2 separate regions of the Homo sapiens genome follow, and region 1 is linked to region 2. Evidence: chromatin contacts called from ENCODE Hi-C or POLR2A ChIA-PET data. All regions are on one chromosome and are shown on one strand. Each heading gives the region's core, a stretch centred on a gene start or an enhancer-like site at or near the end of the contact. The rest is flanking DNA. Distances are from core to core; before and after follow the strand shown. Region 1 overlaps KCNQ1 (potassium voltage-gated channel subfamily Q member 1). Region 2 holds the start of TSPAN32 (tetraspanin 32).

Region 1 (6,821 bases), core at 1-2,500, 160 kb after region 2:
GCCTTTCAGAAGTTCTCACTGGCCTGCAAGGTAGAGGCTGTTTTCTGCTGAGGATACATTTGCCCCCTCTATCCCCCAGATCGGCGGCTGCTCAAGGAGCCTGGTACAGCTGCACGGAGGCGCAGCACCCACAGGACAAGTGGTGGAATGTTCTGGTTGTCCTTGGTGCAGGTGGCGGGCGGGGCTGGGGGGCTCTGTAGCCTTCCTGGCTTCGGTCCCCTGGACAGGCTCCACCTCCCTCTTATCGTGGCCCCTTTGGCAGGCTGCCTGCCACCTCAAAGTCACGCTGCCCTGGGCACCCTGCCTCTTCCGGGGACTGGGGCTGGGGCTGGGGCAGCTGTGTTTATGGGTGTACTCCCTGTGCTGGGCACTGCGCTGAGCTCAACACACAGGGGCTCGGGGAGGTCTGTGGGTGCCCAGGCCGAGATGTGAACCCTGAGTTTGTGCAACTCGAGTTTCAGAGTGGCGGCCTCTGCTCCTCACAAGACATTGCCCTGCGAGGGGGTCAGCCCTGAAGCCGGATGGCCCGGCCCCCGCTACCACGTGGAGGCTCCCTGTAGGTGCTTGTGTAGATGCCCCCGTGCGGGGACTTGTTTGGCTGATGGATCAGGGGGAAGGTTCTCCCCACGGTGTGAGGCAGCACCGAGGGCTCCGTGCCCAGCAGGCTCACTGTCGGCAGTTGGGTCTGGTTTGATAACCGTGGACCGGGGTGACAGGCCCTGACTCTGCAGAGCAGGACTGTGGAAAATGGACACTGATGCTGCCCGGTGGATCCAGGCAGGGCCGGGATGTTTGCAGGACCCACGGGACAATTAGAACGACTGGGCCTGACTGGCACAGGGATGTGGACTACGGTGCTTGCCATCAGCAGATACAAGCTGTACGCAGTGGGCCGCAGGCGCTCCCTGGGCCGGAACACATGGACGTCCAGGTGTGGAATGGCCCGGACAGCAGATAACAAGCCTTCGTCGTGGTCACCCCTGGGTGTGGGCTGTGGGTTTTAATCTTTTCATTTTTGCTCATCTGAATTTTCTAATTAAAAATATATTGCTTTTTAAAAATAATAAAAGATCATTTAAATTAAAATATATAAGTGAGGAGAGGCTGGTAAGAGGATTCTGGAGTCCCTGGAGTGTCTTCTGGCATCGCATGGATGAGAACTCTGAATGAATTGAGTGTGATTTGACCTAGGAGAGTGCCGGGGTGGGGGCAGGTGCACTGTGGTCCTGGGTCCACATGGTGCTAGGGTCCCATGGGCTCCTGGCCCCTGGCTGCTGCCCCCACATTGGGCCCTGCACCAGGCATGAGTCCCATGTCCTGTCCTTGGGGAGGCCTGGGGGACAGGAGTTGGGGGGGTGGGCAGTGCCTCTGTGTGGCAGATTCCAGCTTCTCTCAGGGGCCAGGATTACATGGTCCGTGTTGGACTCTGGGATGCTGGTGGGAAGAACAGTCTGGGCGAGGAGGAAAGGGTGGCTCTGCTGACCCCTCCTAGGTGGGCTGGGGCTGAGGCGGATCCCACTGTGGGGAGCTGCCCAGAGATGGAAGGAGCTGGAGTCCACAGGGCGCTTCTCTTCTCTTTTCCTGTGTGTTAAGGTAGTTCAAAGTCCTCCTGCCCGAGGAAGTAAGACAGCAATCTCTGGGGTCCTGGGCACCAACTCTGGGCACTGATGGGCTGGTCCAGTGCAGGGAGCTGCCCCGGCCGCCCCCGTGGGTGCAGGCCATGGGCTCTTGTTTCCTTTCCCCCATCTGTAAAATGGGTAACGGCCGCTCCTTCAGGGGCTGTTAGCCACATGCTTAGACCGCACCGAGAAAATGCAGTCCCTCCAGAGCTCCTAACCTTCCATGGGCCACAGGCCCCTTCCCAGAAGTTTTTTTATTTTTTATTTTTTTTTGAAGCAGGGTCTCACTCTGTCGCCTAGGTTAGAGTGCAGTGGCACAGTCATCACTCACTGCAGTGCGACCTCCTGGGCTCAAGCTGGCACCGTGACCCCTTCTCCAAGGCCTGCCAGGCTGGCCTCCAGTCCAGGTGTGAGGCCCTGAGGCCCTGGCTGCAGCTGGAAGCTCTTGGGCAGTGCACTGTCCCCACAGCGGACTGCCTCCTGCAGCCAGGTGGCCTTAGGTGATCCTCCAAGGTCCAGCCAGCCAGGATCTGAGTCAGGAGGAACCACGGCCCCCACCAGGGCTGAGACTCCTCTGAGCTCGTCACTTGTCTTGGTTGGGTAGAGGCCTGAGAGGGTGGACACTTGCCCAGGGTCACACAGCTTGTGCGTAGCAGAGCTCCCTGTCCGGCCCCTGCCCCGTGCTGGCCCCTCTCACACCTTGCTCACGCTAGGTGCCTTGTACCAGTGCCTGCTTGGGGGTGGAATTGGAGAGGGGAGGGGTGGGCGCCGAGCTCTGCCTCCCACCAGCATGCTTCCCAGAGCTTCCTGGGAGAAGGTTTACGGAGGAGTGGCCTTGTCTGGTGTCCCTCTGGGTAGAGCCTGTGTTCCGGGCAGGCTGGGAACAATGAATGGTACAGATCCACGGCTCCCCTTGGGCCTTGGTGGGCTCCAGCCATGCCTCCTGGAAGGCCATTTGGAGCCTGGCTGGCAGGCAGGAGCTGTGTGCTGCCAGGCGGGTCTAGATGTGGTTGGTTCCTGGCTGCACCTGCCGGGCTCATGACCTGCCCTGTCCTTTCCTTGGGGAGCTTGGTGACGGCTCAGGTCGACTCCCAGGGGCCCGCCCTTCAGGGCCTGCATGAGTGTTCTCGGGCTGGCTATGGGGGCATTGCTTCTTCCTGTCCTAGCCGGGACCTGCCCATCCACCCAGGGGGCTCAGGGACGTTTTTGAGTTTTCCTGAGGCTTTGCCTAGGGAGTGTCGCTGAGGAAGCTGGAACAGTGACCTTCGTTGTTGGGGGAGGAGATGCAGGCAGGCTGTGGCCCAGCTGCCCCATTTTGTAGCTGGGGAAACTGAGGCCCAGAGTGGAGAAGCGATCTCCAAAGGGGAGGTGACACATGGCTGAGCCCCGCCTGATGGGTGCTTGCTGGGGGGAGAAGTCCTGGCTGGGACTTCCCCTCCCCAGGCTGGGGTTTGTCCCCTACTTTGCAGGAGGAGGGGGGCTCCCAGAAGAGAGTGAGTTTTGAGGGAACACAGTGCTGGGGGTCCCCTCCTGGGCCTGGGGCTGTGGTTCTTAGAGGGGCAAGGGGCTGGCCCCTGTTGCTGGCTGTGGCAGCCACAGCCTTCTGACCCTTGCTGGCCTGTCGTGGAGTGGGGTTCAAGATGCTATCACTGACATCTGCCCAGGCTCGGGGGCTTCTGTGTGGTGCCAGCCTTGCCCGGGGGCACAGCCATCAGCAGGCCAGAAGTCCTCAGGAGAGCTTGCTGCCAGGCTGCTGCCTGGGGCCAGGCTTCAGATATGCTGGCCAGCCTTGTCCAGGGGGCCTCCTGCCAGGTGGGCAGAGGGAGAGGGCCTTCCTGTCCTCATGAGAACAGGGCTGAGCTCCATGTTCCTTAGCCTCCCTTGGCCTCAGTCATCCTATCTGGAAACAGGGATCATAATAGTTTTAGTTTATAGAGAGCGAGGGCCTGGCCCCTGCGCTCTTCCTCTGTGGTCTCCTCTGCCCGCTCCCAGAACACCTGGCCTCCTGCTCTGAGGGCCAGCCCTGGGTTGCAGCAGTGAGCATGACCTGGCCACAGTCTAGGGGCTTTGGGGTGGGTTTGTGGGCAGCTGGGCTGCAGGGGGCTGTGGGAGCCTGAGGGAGTGCCTTCCAGGGGAAGCCCGACAGATGGGGGCACTCCAGGCAGGGGCAGGAGGTGACCTGGAGGTCGGAGGAGCAAGCTGTGGCTGGAGAGCCGGGCAGGGTTGGTCAGCAGGTCCGAGGGCCTGGGCCTCCCTGGGGTGAGGGCCAGGGTGCCTCTGCAGGGGTGGAAGTGGGCTGTGAGGGGGTCTGGGTTTATCTCCCCATTGCACAGGGCTCCATGGGGTGGGCTGAGCCATGAGCGCCCTTCGTGGCACCTTGGTGTCCGGCAGGGAGGCAGGGGCCCAGGAGGAGGGCAGGACTGGCTTCAACGGTGTCGGCCTCTACCCTTTTGGTCCTCACGGAGGAGGCTGCTCCCTCTTCCCTGGAGCAGCCAGGGATGGTGTGGGGCCCTGGTCCCCTGGCTTGATATAGGCTTCTGCAGAGGATATGGTGTGGCCGGGGGCTCAGCTGAGAAGCCACCAGGAGACAGATACAGCCTCAGGAAGTGGTTTTGTATCTCTGCTGAGAACCACAATCCGAGTCACATGGGACCATTGAGATCACGTCAGGGTGCAGGCTGGGGAAGGCTGGGAGCTGGGGTTTGGCAAAGGCGTTGGGGTGCTCTTGTGCTGGACAGGCTGCTGCCCACCGGGCCTGGCCCAGGTGAGGTGAGAGACACCTGCCCCCCACGTCAATGCCTGGGCACACGGGCCCAGTGCACACAGCCAGCAGGCGTGCGTCTTGCAATGGGGGCTGTGGGGACCCCTTTGCTCCCCTGATCCCTTCCCTGCAGACCCAGGCCAGGTGGATTCAAGGTGTGGGGCAGGGTAGGAGCTGGGCACTGCTGGATGGCATGGGCCACCCGCACTGGGGCTGCTGTGACCTCCGAGTCCAGGCACTGCCTTCCACCTGGTTAGGGACAGGGCAGGGAGGCTGATGGGCTGGCCCAGCGTGGGGACCTGCCCAGTGGCCCTGTGGGTGCAGGCCATGTGCCTCTGCATTTCCTTTACCCCATCTGTAAAATAGGGATAACAGCAGCTTCTTAAAGGGCTGTTAGCCACGTGCTTAGACTGTGCCCGGAAAATGCACTGTCTCTCCTGGGCTCCCAACCTTTCACAGGCCACAGGCCCATTCCCAGAAGTTTATTTTTTATTTTTCGAGACAGGGTCTCCCTCTGTCACTTAGGCTAAGAGTGCAGTGGTGTGATCTTGGTTCACTGCAGCCTCGACCTCCCTGGCTCAAGAGATCCTCCCGCCTCAGCCTCCTGAGTAGCTGGGACTACAGATGCACACCACCACGCCTGGCTAATTTTTGTATTTTTTGTAGAGATGGGGTCTTGCTATATTGCCCAGTCTAGTCTCAAGCTCCTGAGCTCAAGCGATCTGCCTGCCTCAGCCTCCCAAAGTGCTGGGATTACAGGCATGCACTTTTTTTTTCTAAGTAGCTTTACGGAGGCGTGCTTGGCATACGGTAAACTGCCCCAGTTTAAAGCAGACAGTTCCATGAGTCCTGACATTTGGAGGCCCTGTGAAGCCAGCATCAGCAGAGTGGGCACACCCATCACCCTCACAGCGTCCCCCTGTCCCCACGACCAGGCCACTGCTGCCCTACCATCAGGCACGATGGATGGGCTTGTGCCTTGTGGAATTTTATTTGGATGGACTCTGGCAGCCAACGCTGGTTTCGTCTGGCTTCTTTTATTCAGCGTCATGATTTTGAGCTGTGTGTCTGTTGTGTGTGTCGGCCTGTTGTTTGGGTAGAGCCTACTTTGCCGATCCATGCACCTGTTGATGGACATGTGGGCGGCTGTATCCCATTTGGGCTCTCACAAATGATACTGCTAGGAATAGCTGGAGTCTCTGTGCGAGCAAATGCTTTTGCTTCTCTTGTGCAAGCAAGTGGTTGAACTGCTCTGCAGCCCGCTGGGAAGTGGAACGGCTGTGTCATGGGGTGGGTGAGGGCTTCACTTTCTAGGACACTGACAAACCGTTTTCTAAAGCAGCAATCCCCTTTTGCAGTCCAGCAGCTCCGTGCGACAGCTCTAGTTCCTCTGTCTCCTTGTCAACACTTGGTGTGGTCGGTCTTTAATTTTAGCCAATCTAACAGGTGTGTCGGGGCCCTCCCTGGCATTCCTGGTGACTCACTGTGTGGGGTCATCTTTTCAGCTGCTTAGTTGTTGTCCACATATCTTCTTTGGTAAAGTGTCTGTCAAATTGTCTGTTAAGAAAACGTGGGTGGTTTTTCATTGAATTCAAGAGTTTTTTTTTTTTTCTTTATTTTGAGAGAGAATCTCACTCTCCGTCTCCCAGGTTGTAGTGTGGTGGCGTGATCTTGCTTGGCTCACTGCAACCTCTGCCTCCCGGGTTCAAGTGATTCTCCTGCCTCAGCCTCCCAAGTAGTTGGGACTACAGATGCCCGCCACCATGACTGGCTAATATTTGTATTTTAGTAGAGACAGGGTTTCACCACGTTGGCCAGGCTGGTCTCTAACTCCTGACCTCGTGATCCACCTGCCTCGGCCTCCCAAAGTGCTGGGATTACAGGCATGAGCTACGGCTCCCGGCCGAGATGTTACATGTTTCTATATTCTGGACCAAGTCCTCTATCAGATACCTGCTCTGTGAAGCCTTCCCTTATCCCTTGCTAGTCCTTCAGTTCTTTTAAACAATTTTTTTTTTCTTTTTTTGAGACGGAGTCTCGCTCTGTCACCCAGGCTGGAGTGCAGTGGCGCGATCTCGGCTCACTGCAAGCTCCGCCTTCCGGGTTCATGCCATTCTCCTGCCTCAGCCTCCCGAGTAGCTGGGACTACAGGCGCCCGCCACTGTATCCAGCTGATTTTTTGTATTTTTATAGAGACAGGGTTTCACCGTGGTCTCCATCTCCTGACCTCGTGATCCGCCCGCCTCAGCCTCCCAAAGTGCTGGGATTACAGGCATGAGCCACCACGCCCGGCCCTTTTAAACAACTTGTTTTTAGAGCTGCGGTCTCACTCTGTCGCCCAGGTTGAAGTGCTTGGTGCTATGACGGCTCACTGCAGTTCCAACTCCTGGGCTCAAGCCATCCTCCCGTCTCAGCCTCCTAAGTAGCTGGGACCACAGGCG
Region 2 (4,829 bases), core at 1-2,500:
ACAATTCTAGGGGCGAACCAGACATAGCCAAGAGCAGCTCATCTTCCCTGGAGAGGACGGGCTGCCCACTTGCACAGCCCGGGGGCCTCCTGCCCCTAGACCTGGTACCTTCACTCTTGTTGCCACCCCTACATTCATACCTGCGCCCCAGTCTGAGCCACACCTAGGCCCCCAGCTGAAGTGACACTGTGGGTGCCAGGCATCTGAGGTCTCCACAAGCCCCCACAGACTCAGGGTGGGAATTCCTGGGGGCCAGAGCTGCAGAGGGTGCTGCCTGGGGGTGCTGGGCTGGACGGGGGTCCTGGTTGTCCCTCCTGGTTCTCCTGGTTCTCCCTCCGCAGAGGGAGGGAGGCGGTGGCCTCAGCAGTTCCTCCAGCAGCGTTCCTGAGCGGGCGGCAGCTGGGCCCTCTTCCCACAGCCACGCTGGGGTTGCCATGCCTGCAGGTCTTGGGGCCCCCTCCCCCTTGATGAGGTCCTGACCAAATGCAGGAGGAGCAATTCCAGCACCGAGGGGCGAGCAGAGCCGCCTGTTAGCACTCCTGGGAGGGCCCGGAGTGGTCCCTGAATGATGGATTCACCTGGAACATTTTCACCCTCTTCAGGCCCACCCTGCCCCAGAGGCCCACGGAAACCCTGCCTGTACTGGGGCCGCAGCGCTGCCCCCACCCATACGTAATTACACGGCTCGGTGTAATTGCAAATTCGAGGTTTACAAAGCCTCCCCCTGGAGGCCCCACGTGAGTGTGAGCGAGGCCCCAGCCCACCCCTGTGGCCCCAAGAAGGCTCTGCGACAAAATATCCATGAGTGCCGCCCACGAAGGCATTAAAACCAACGACCTTCTCAAAACTTAAGCTGTCACAGGACATTTCAAAGGGTGTTTCCTAAGAACACCTCAATAATGATGTTCCAAGGAGACCCCATCCAAATTCCTCCAAGGATTACGCCCCCAAGGCCCAGTCCACACTTGCTCACTCCCAGGACGGGGAGCTCACCTCCTCCTCCCCGGGCGCCGTCTCCTCCACATCCCACACCAGGTCCTGCCCATGACTTTCCCCCTCTCAGCGCCGTCCTCAGTGGCCACACCAAGAACGAGGCCATGTCTTCCTGGGAAGGGCCTCAGATGTCAGCAAATGCCCTGGTGTCTTGGGCTGGGCTGGGGGCACCAGGGTGAGGTGGTGGGGGGAGCCAACCTCACTGCCCCTCCCCTTCCTGCCTGCCCTTCTTCCGGGGCACCCAGCAGCTCGGTCCTAGGGCGATGTTGACAGACAGACAGAGGGGCGGATGCAGCCTACCTCCTGGGCAGTGAGCTGCGGTCTGAGGCCCCTGCCCAGCTGGAAACCACAGGGAGGGGAAGGGAGGGGAGGAGAGGAGAGGAGAGGAACCGTCATGGGGCCTTGGAGTCGAGTCAGGGTTGCCAAATGCCAGATGCTGGTCACCTGCTTCTTTATCTTGGTAACAGGCAGGTCGGGCAGGAGTGGGTGGTGGGTGGGGGTGAGCAGGGGTGAGGGGTGGCAGGGCCTCAGCACAGGGATTATCCCTCCCCTGACACACACACCAGCCCTACTGTCCCTGTCCTGCCCTTGCAGACATGTGTCCTGCCCTTGCAGACAGCCGCAGGCAGGCAGGGACCACCATGAGCAACCCCGTCTCTCCTCCTGAGGGGCAGCACAGAGCCTGGAGGAGGCCTGAGTGGGGCTGAGGCCTGGGGCGAGCTGGGGTGGAGGGGCACTGGCTGCCGGGCTCCAGGGATCTTCTCCCCTTCCTGCCCCGGAGGGTGCTGGCACAGGGGTGGGGCTCACTCCCACTCCGTAGACACAATGATCAGAGGTCCTGGGTGTCTGGGGAAGCTGGGCTGTGCGTGTATGCGTCTACCATGTGGGGGTGCCTGTGAGTGTGCTGGGGCGTCTGCAGTGAAGGCCTCCTGAGACCACTCCACGGAAACACCGGGAATCCCTGCAGCTGAGCCTGTCTCTCACGGGACCGGGAAGCTGGAGAGAGCCCCAACCCTGCCCGCTGGGGCCGAGCTCCCTGCTCCTGCAGCAGTCCCATGCCCCACACTCTGAGTCTGCCCTATCCACAGCTGCTGGGCCTCTCTGTGGCCACCATGGTGACTCTTACCTACTTCGGGGCCCACTTTGCTGTCATCCGCCGAGCGTCCCTGGAGAAGAACCCGTACCAGGCTGTGCACCAATGGGGTAAGTGAGGTCCAGGCCTGGCTGCATCGGGAGGGGCCTCGGGTGCAAGGGTGGCTGGCACGAGCCCAGCTGGACGCCTCACAGCCAGAATGGTGCCAGGCCCTAGGCAGGAGCCAGAGGTGGTCAGGGGCAGGGAGGGGCTGCCCTGGAGTCCTAGCTCCCCTGGGCAGGGCCTCGGGTCTGGGTGACAGCCAGTGTTCCTGCCTGGTTCTCGTGCCCCACAGGAGCGTGGGCACAGTGTGGGTATATGTCGGGCAGGGTCAGGAAGTGGCTCTGTGCGGTCAGGACCTGGCTCTGTGCAGTCAGGGCTCAGTCCCAGGCAGGCCTGGGACTGGCCTGGGGCTGGGCACAGCAGGTCCATGAGGGCTCCACATGGCTGATGTTCCACTCAGGACCTGGGATGTGGGTGGGGAGGGGGTGGGGGCTGCTCTAGCCAGACGCCTCCCTGCAGGGACTCAGCAGCGACTTATCCAACATCCAGAGAGCGGGAGCGAGGGCCAGAGCCTGCTGGGGCCACTCAGGGGTAAGGCTGAGGAAGGCCCCTTTAATGAGGGGATGTCAGAGCCAGATCTGCAGGGGACTCTCAGGCAGGAGCTCAGGGGGCCCAGGAAGGCTGCAGCCCGGTGGGCAGATGTAGGGAAACTGAGGCCCAGGAGGTCAGGGATACTGCCTTAGAACCCAATGCTTTTCCCCAAGTCCTAGGACCAGGGCCTCCCTGGAGGAGGACGCCTGGGGCCCAGGTCCAGGTCCGGACTGATAAGATTACAGCTCCAGTCCGGCCACTTGTCACTAGGACATGGCAGGAGGATGCCTGGGGCCCAGGTCCAGGTCCAGACTGATAAGATTACAGCTCCAGTCCGGCCACTTGTCACTAGGGCATGGCAGGGAGCATGTGGCTTCCAAGATAGCCCCACAGGCATGGAGGGCAGGGAGGAAAAGAGGGAAGGAGGGGCAGTCCCCCAGGCTGAACGAGTCCCACCTCCCTCCTCCTTCCCTCAGGGCCGTCTGATGGAGAGACAGGCCCATTCAGAGCCCCCCAGGAGTCCCTCACGGCCCCTGACTCCCAAGTTAGATTTCACACCCAGGCTGTGTGCACTCAGGACCTGTCCTGGGCACCCCTAACCCTCCTCCTCTCTCCTCCCAACCAGCCTTCTCTGCGGGGTTGAGCCTGGTGGGCCTCCTGACTCTGGGAGCCGTGCTGAGCGCTGCAGCCACCGTGAGGGAGGCCCAGGGCCTCATGGCAGGGGTGAGTTCATTGTGTTCCCAGATGCCCAGGCCCCCAGAAAAGAATTAGAAAGGAGTGAAGAGCTGGCAGGGCTGTGTGCCACCCCCACACCTGAGTGACCAGGCAGAACCAGAGGCCCCAGGGATGCTGGCCAGCCGAGACCCCCACGTCAACCCCACACCTGAGTATCTAGGCAGAAACAGAGGCCCCAGGGATGCTAGCCAGCCGAGACCCCCTACCTGGGTAGCCAAGGCCCCTCCACCAGGCCCTACCTCACCCTGTCATCTACACGCCCAACAAGGGTTCCTATAGGAGCTCTGAAAGAGAGAGACGGCCCTCCTGACCCTGGGAGCTGTTTCCAAAGTCCCTGGGAGGGTCTGGTTCTATTGCCCAGCAAGCTCTGGGAGGGCACTGGGAGCATCCCATTTCCTGTTCGGAGGAGGCCGGGCCAGGCTCAGGAAACGCCCCTTGAGCTCTCCAGCCTGGGCTCTCCGGAGCTGCACACTCTCCTTCCCAGCTGCCGGAGGTGTCTCCCCAGCCCCGAGGTCCCATAGGCCCCTCCACCCCACCCCATAGCAGTGGCCTCTTGTCACCCTCATTCCTACTCCTCCCCATGGGCTTCTGTCTTGGTCCCTGCCACTCGATGGTCATCGCAGACCCCACCTGGCGGCAGCCTCCCCACGCCTGTCCTGCCCCTGCTAGGCCCACAGCCCTCTTCTCTCACCCCAGCTGGGGCAGCTCCTCCCTGGCGCCCCGGGCTCCCACCTGTCCCTCTAGCCTCCCGTCTCCCCTTTCCAGCCATGAGGAGCTTGTGCTGGGGGCTTTGCTTCCCTGTTTAGCCTGTGAAGCTGGACCACTCTGGGGGTCCCTGAGGGCAGAGCCTCCTGGGTCCCCAGGGCTGGCAGGGTTTTCAGCTCAGCCTTCAAGTTCAGCAAATGCTTGTTTAATGACCCTGGTTTATAAATGTCTCCAAGAATAGGAATAGAGTCACCTCCTGGAGCTGCTGCCGGGCCAACCAGCCCTGGGTGGGCCCATGGTGGGCAGAGGAGGACCCAGCAGCTCCAGCACTAGCCAGGATTCCTGCTCCGGGGCACACGAGCATGGGCAGGGACAACCCCGGCCTGTGCTATCTGGCTTCAGGGCCAGGTGGGAGGCCCCAGTGGGGAGATGACAAGGCAGGTAGTCTGCCCCCCCCCCCAGAGGGTGTGTGGCCTGCAAAGGGACACCTGGATGGAAGAAAAGGTTGGCAACAGGGCCAGGCCAAGGGGTCCAGGTCAGAGCTGGAGGCCCAGAAAGAACCAGCGCTGGGGCTGCAGTACCGTCCACCAGGGGGTGCCATGGTGCTGGGCTTGAGGCCACATATGCAGAAGCCAGCCGCTGGGCCACGGGGCTCCTGTCCCAGTCACCA

What was found. A loop is a pair of places that touch in the nucleus more often than their neighbours do. ChIA-PET counts read pairs that join two places held with the same protein, here RNA polymerase II (POLR2A). Pooled maps may share reads with other maps.
Region 1: a loop to region 2 is called in a map of naive thymus-derived CD4-positive, alpha-beta T cell, with 4 times the contacts of the local background. The contact joins the enhancer-like site here to the promoter of TSPAN32 in region 2. A Hi-C loop is called at or near these places in 2 of 168 maps with a recorded cell type or tissue (cardiac septum and naive thymus-derived CD4-positive, alpha-beta T cell) and 5 of 50 pooled maps. POLR2A ChIA-PET finds 5 or more read pairs at or near these places in 2 of 52 experiments (H1 and PC-3).

Annotation. Positions count from the first base shown.
Region 1 is chr11:2,463,286-2,470,106 of GRCh38, forward strand. All of the region lies in intron 1 of KCNQ1 (potassium voltage-gated channel subfamily Q member 1), which reads left to right. Among named protein-coding and RNA genes, the nearest start is that of KCNQ1, 22 kb to the left of the region's middle. RefSeq lists a silencer at 1-148 and an enhancer at 4,071-4,120. Within about 2 kb of position 1,251, at least 5 of the 41 ENCODE cell types and tissues checked have a DNase peak (open chromatin) inside an H3K27ac peak, as active enhancers do.
Region 2 is chr11:2,300,763-2,305,591 of GRCh38, forward strand. It overlaps TSPAN32 (tetraspanin 32), which reads left to right and starts at 1,251. Exons shown (of 10, transcript NM_139022.3): 1 at 1,251-1,453; 2 at 2,082-2,196; 3 at 3,345-3,442. The coding sequence starts at 1,388. C11orf21 (chromosome 11 open reading frame 21) reads right to left here and starts at 1,156. Exons shown (of 4, transcript NM_001329958.2): 1 at 994-1,156. The coding sequence starts at 1,046.